Linked DNA regions of Homo sapiens: region 2 is linked to region 1. A link is an interaction called in ENCODE POLR2A ChIA-PET data of the cell type or tissue named here. Cell type or tissue: K562. All regions are shown on one strand. Each heading gives the region's core, and the rest is flanking DNA. Links, peaks and the distances in the headings are about the cores only. Region 1 overlaps CCNF (cyclin F). Region 2 overlaps MEIOB (meiosis specific with OB-fold).

The links. ChIA-PET counts read pairs that join two places held together with the same protein. Peaks named below come from ENCODE experiments on the same cell type or tissue, not always from the same donor. Only the 100,000 strongest peaks of a DNase experiment are listed, where the experiment ranks them.
Region 2: POLR2A ChIA-PET joins it to region 1 with 5 read pairs; 2 of 35 experiments call an interaction of 5 or more read pairs at or near these places.

What each region holds. Positions count from the first base shown.
Region 1 is chr16:2,435,384-2,438,292 of GRCh38, forward strand. CCNF (cyclin F) reads left to right here. Exons shown (of 17, transcript NM_001761.3): 4 at 423-490; 5 at 1,746-1,939; 6 at 2,687-2,740. Among named protein-coding and RNA genes, the nearest start is that of CCNF, 7.4 kb to the left of the region's middle. In K562, for the core only: no CTCF peak of the experiment used is centred there; no DNase peak of the experiment used is centred there.
Region 2 is chr16:1,831,656-1,834,564 of GRCh38, forward strand. It overlaps MEIOB (meiosis specific with OB-fold), which reads right to left. Exons shown (of 14, transcript NM_001163560.3): 14 at 2,331-2,711. The coding sequence ends at 2,601. It also overlaps a transcript of FAHD1 not described here. Among named protein-coding and RNA genes, the nearest start is that of FAHD1, 5.9 kb to the left of the region's middle. RefSeq lists a silencer at 1,193-1,487. In K562, for the core only: no CTCF peak of the experiment used is centred there; a DNase peak (open chromatin) is centred at 1,366.

The sequences.
Region 1 (2,909 bases), core at 241-2,740:
CTGGGCAACATAGCAAGACCCTGTCTCTAGAAAAGAAAATATTTTTTTTTGACTAGCTGAGCATGGTGGCACATGCCTGTAGTCCTAGCTACTTGGGATGCCGGGGTGGGAGAATGGCTTAAGCCCAGGAGGTTGAGGCTGCAGTGAGCTGTGATCGCACCACTGCACTCCAGCCTGGGCAACAGAGCAAGACCCTGTCTCAGAGAGAGAGAGATATATATATATATATGCACACACACACACACATATATATGCACACACATATATATATGCACACACACACATATATATATATATATATATATATATATATATATATATTCAATTCAGGGAACAAGTATTCTGACTTCTTCAAGTGCTGTAGTAGTTCATAACGTTTGTGGCATAAAATATTGTGATGCTTTATGTTCTTAATGTTTCAGGGCTGCTGAAAAGGGGAATTTCGAAGCTGCTGTGAAGCTGGGCATAGCCTACCTCTACAATGAAGGCCGTAAGTCCTCACCCCACCTGCATGTTGGCGCTTCAGATAAGTGTGAGCCTTTGGCCCTATGAAGAAGTGGTCCCCGTGTTAGCAGTTCAGTTGCTGTCCTTGCTCTATCCGATGGCCTGCCTCCCCATTCCCTCTCAGGAGCTCGTGCCCAGATGTACCCTGCTGAGGGACCTGCTAATGATACTCTGACTTTGCAGGTTACGAAAGTCGCCTCTTGTTTTAGCAAACCCTTTAATTTCAGTTGGCAAAGAGTGACTGAGCCAGAGCCTCAGCACGGGGGCTGTTTGGGCTCCCTGCCCTGTGCGCCATGAGCACGCAGACCTGCCTGTGGATGCTGGCCCTCTCCTTGGCCATCCTCTTAGAACTCTCGAGACAGAGTTCAGCGTGCCCTGTAACACAGAGCCAGGCTTCTAAACGGGAAGCAGGTACAGGCAGGTTAGAACTGGCCTGGTGCCTGGATCCCTTCATCCCCAGAGGCCAGGTGCTCCTTGAAAGAAACTTGCGCAGCCTTTTCTTCTACCAGTTAACTGCTTATCTGCTCAGCACCCCAAGGAACGAGCCCATGATCTGTCCCAGCTCTCAAAACAAGTAAACACTGGGATGTAGCCTCCCACATTTGTACTTCTAAACGATCTGGTGTCTTGCTGGGAGAGAGTCCCTACCTGGCCGGCTGGCAGAATTGTGACTGACAGGGACCATGAGCAACACCCTCCTCCAGAATCAGGGGAGCCGAGGTCCTACCCCTACCCTCCCATCAAAGAGCAGTTCCCAGACATAAAATTCACACACCATACAGTTCACCCCTCTAAAGCCTGCAATTCTGTGGTTTTTTAGGATATTCACAGGGTTGTGCAGCCATTGCCACTGTCTAATTTTAGAATATTCTCCTCGTCCCAAAAAGAACCCCCACCCCTGCCCTGGACCCATTACCAGGGGTCAGGCGGTGGTTCCCAGCTGGAGGGAGGGTGGGACATGAAGCGTCGCGGGGTCTCCTTCCCCTGACCTTCAGAATCCAGGCTTCCGGGAGGACCACAGCAGGGGCATTGATCACAATGACCCACCTGTTCTAGACATTAATGAAGTAGGGGGAGAAAAGACAGGTGCCCCCATCCTGGAGGGCTCTACTCTCCTGAAACACAGCTGCTTTGCACTATGGTGGGCTTCAGGCATTACACTTTCCACCAAGACCATGGAGAGCTTTCCACATTCCGTCCCTAAGAGACATCCCTGGGCTCTGTCCTGTCTGTCCCCGCAGTGTCTGTGTCTGATGAGGCCCGCGCAGAAGTGAATGGCCTGAAGGCCTCTCGCTTCTTCAGTCTCGCTGAGCGGCTGAATGTGGGTGCCGCACCTTTCATCTGGCTCTTCATCCGCCCTCCGTGGTCGGTGAGCGGAAGCTGCTGCAAGGCCGTGGTTCACGAGAGCCTCAGGGCAGAGTGCCAGCTGCAGAGGGTGAGTCTGGGCGAGGGGCAGCACCTGCGAGGCCACCTGCAGGGTCCCAGGACACAGGAAGACCCCGAGGGTAGATCCTGGACCCTGGAAAGTCAGGAGCCTAAGGGAAGTGAAGATGCAGAAAACTGAGAGTGCAGATATGGGGAACGCATCTGGAAATCAGCTGGCACAGAGGAGGAAGCCTGAGAGCCAGGGTGGGCTGTGGAGTTCTGGGTACACGTGCTGACAGCTGGAAACATGGGGCTGAGGCTGCATGGGGCAGTGGGAGCTCAAGACACAAATCTGGCCAGGTGTGGTGGCTCACGCCTGTCATCCTAGCACTTTGGGAGGCCGAGGCTGGAGAATTGCTTGTGGCCAGGTGTTCGAGACCAGTCTGGGCAACATGATGAAATCTCGAAACCTCGTCTCTACAAAAAATACAAAAAAGTTAGCCAGGGGTGGTGGTGCATACCTATAGTCCCAGCTACTCAGGAGGCTGCGGTGGGAGGATCGCTTGAGCCTGGGAGGTTGAGCTTGCAATGAGCCGTGACTATGCCAATGCACTCCAGCCTGGGTGACAGAGCAAGACCCTGTTTCCCTTTAAAAAAAAAAAAAAAAAAAGACTGAAATCTGGGAGTGGCCCTCTGCAGGGGAGGGAGGGCCAGACAGCAGGGCCATGGGCATGGGACCCAAAGACAGACAAGGGAGTGGTGGCCCCCGGGCAGTTCTCTGTGCTGGAAATCACACTTCTTTCTCCTTTTTTTAAAGACTCACAAAGCATCCATATTGCACTGCTTGGGCAGAGTGCTGAGTCTGTTCGAGGTGAGTCAAGTTGTTCTCTGCACTGGGACTTTGTGTTCGATACATCCCTAGCCGAGATCCTGGAACTGAAAAGCAGCAGAAGGGGGTGTCCAAGGCCCAAAACAAAAGGCAAGCCTTGCCCAGAAAGGCCTAGCTGGAGAAGCCAGGGGACACATGTGGGCCTGGCCAC
Region 2 (2,909 bases), core at 185-2,684, 600 kb before region 1:
CCAACCTCCAGGCCACTGACTGCTACCAGCCCGTGGCCTGTTACAAACGGAGCCACACAGTAGGAGGCAAGTGAGCATTCCCGCCCGAGTTCTGCTTCCCGTCAGATCAGTGGTGGCATGAGATTCTCACAGGAGCGTGAACCCTTTTGTAAACTGCACATGCGAGGGATCTAGGTTGCGCACTCCTTATGAGTATCTAATGCCTGGATCTGAGGTGGAACTGTTTCATCCTGAAACCATCCCCGCCCCCCGACCCGGCAATCCGTGGAAAAACTGTCTTCCACCAAACCATTCCCAGGTGCCAAAAAGTTTGGGCCGCTGCTCTACATCATTGGCACTTGTTTGTTTCCTTAGGGAAGTCTTAGAAGTGAAATCAATGAAATGGTTTGCACTTTGAAATTTTGACACTTTTTGCCAAATTGCAGAGGAAAAAAAACTACCATGTTGCACTTGACAAGACTGTTTAAGAATACCTTTACACCGACACCCCAGCTAAGGCTGGGCATCATGGCTATGGTCATTCTTTTTTTTTTTTTTTGAGACAAAGTCTTGCTCTGTTGCCCACGCTGCAGTGGCATGATCTCGGCTCACTGCAAGCTCCGCCTCCCGGGTTCACGCCATTCTCCTGCCTCAGCCTCCCGAGTAGCTGGGACTACAGGCGCCCTCCACCACACCCGGCTAATTTTTTTGTATTTTTAGTAGAGACAGGGCTTCACCGTGTTAGCCAGGATGGTCTACATCTCCGGACCTCGTGATCCACCCACCTCAGCCTCCCAAAGTGCTGGGATTACAGGCGTGAGCCACCGCGCCTGGCCTATTTTCCTCTTTTTCTTAAAAATATAAGTGTCAGCTGGGCACGGTGGCTCACGCCTGTAATCCCAGCACTTTGGGAGGCCGAGGTGGGTGGATCACTTGAGCCCAGGAATTCAAGACCAGCCTGGGCAAAATGCCAAGATCACTGTCTCTACAAAATGTTTTAAAATTAACCGAGTAAGGTGGCTTCTCCTGAGCTCCTGGACACGGGGCTCAGTGGAGGGGGCACCATACCCACTCTTGCTGAACCAACAGTGGGAGCCAAGCCAGCACCAACCACGACACCCTCACTTCTCTCCTCTCCTTCCTTCCCTGTCCACCCTCCCCATTCACCTGGCTTCACAAACCCCCCAGTTCTCCCCAAGGGAGGATGGAAGGCCTGTTCTGCACAACTAGGTCAAGTCGTTCATTACCTTATCACCACAATTTGGACACTTAGGGGTGAACCTGCATCCCTCCTCTGTGGCTGCACATGGTAAAAGCCAGATAAAACATGACTGACGATGGTTTATCTCCCAACACCAGCCTTAGGAAACAGTTTCATATACTCACTTTTTCCTTTTTTTTCAATCCTGTGGTGGAGGGCATGTAGCCTTCTAAAGTACCAGGTCAAACCTCCCAGGCCGTGGGTCAACACTGACCTTAGCGGTGGGTCTTCACAGCTGGAGTCTGCGCCCTGAAGCAAGTGACTCTCAATGGTGTGCAGTTGAGCCGTTTACTTTGTGGCTGCTGCAAAGCAAACAGATAAAGTGGCAGCTGTCGTCCTCATGTCCTGAGTAGGTCCCCCTCAGAGTTCTGAGACCCAGGCATGCTCATGAACCTTTTGAAGTTGGTCTCCTCCCAGTTGATTCAGACTCAGTCATGTCAGCCCTGAGCCAGCAAGCCTCCACAAGCACTGGGCACTCCAGTGTGTCACCAGAGAAGACCAGGGACTAGAAGAGCCCCAGGTGCTCAAAGCAGTCGCACAGGATTGCCCACGACTTTGGCTATTCCCACCCAGCACCAAGAGCCCCTTGCCCTCATCCTGTCAGATCTGTCAGATGACGAGTCACCACCCAGCTCTCAGAAAGTAGTCTTTAGAGGTACTTTTTTTTTTTTTTTTTTTTTTTTTAAGACAGAGTCTCGCTCTGTCGCCCAGGCTGGAGTGCAGTGGCTGGATCTCAGCTCACTACAACCTCCTCATCCCAGGTTCAAGAGATTCTCCTGCCTCAGCCTCCCGAGTAGCTGGGACAACAGGCACGTGCCACCACACCCAGCTAATTTTTTGTATTTTTAGTAGAGATGGGGTTTCACTGTGTTAGCCAGGATGGTCTCGATCTCCTGACTGCCTTGGCATCCCAAAGTGCTGGGATTACAGGCATGAGCCACCGTGCCCAGCCCTTGAGGTCCTACTCTTTTTCCAGGGAACCAAGACAAATAATAAACTGGCTTAAGAAAATAAATCATTCACTCAGGATTAAGAAACTCACTCAAAGCCGTTCAACTACATGGAAAAGAAAATAAATCATTCAAATCTGTAGAAGATTAAATCTGTTTATTAATTCATGTAAACATTTTCCAACTTGGGAGGAGACAAGGCAAAGACAGTAGGAGGCCTTCTAAGAAGGGAGGTCAGATGAGAGAGGCCTTCAGACTCACCCAGACCACCTCCACCATAACAATTTCTAGAAACATGTTCACCACATGTAAACAAAATGCAATTTTCCCCATAATTTTCAAATTAATATTCCATTTTAAAGGGAGTTAAAACTCTTATACTTTTCCAGAGTTCAAAATGATAGACCGTTTTAAACATGTTTTTGTCCAGACAAGTTTCTGCTTGCCTCAGTAGGATCTGCAAGCTTGCACGAGAGTACACTAATTTTCAATCCACTCCTTGCTCTGTGTGATAGAACGAACTGCGAGGAGAAACAGAAAAAGAGACAAAAGGTTAATTTTTAAAATCCCCTTGTATATCAAGTTGAAAAATCAATGATCACGAATAGAGAACTGCAATGAAAGTTTTGTTTACAGATACTAATATAAACTTCCATTAGAGCTGTAAGATGATGGGAAGAGTTCCAGTCTCGGAGTACAGTTAATTTACAGGCCCAGCT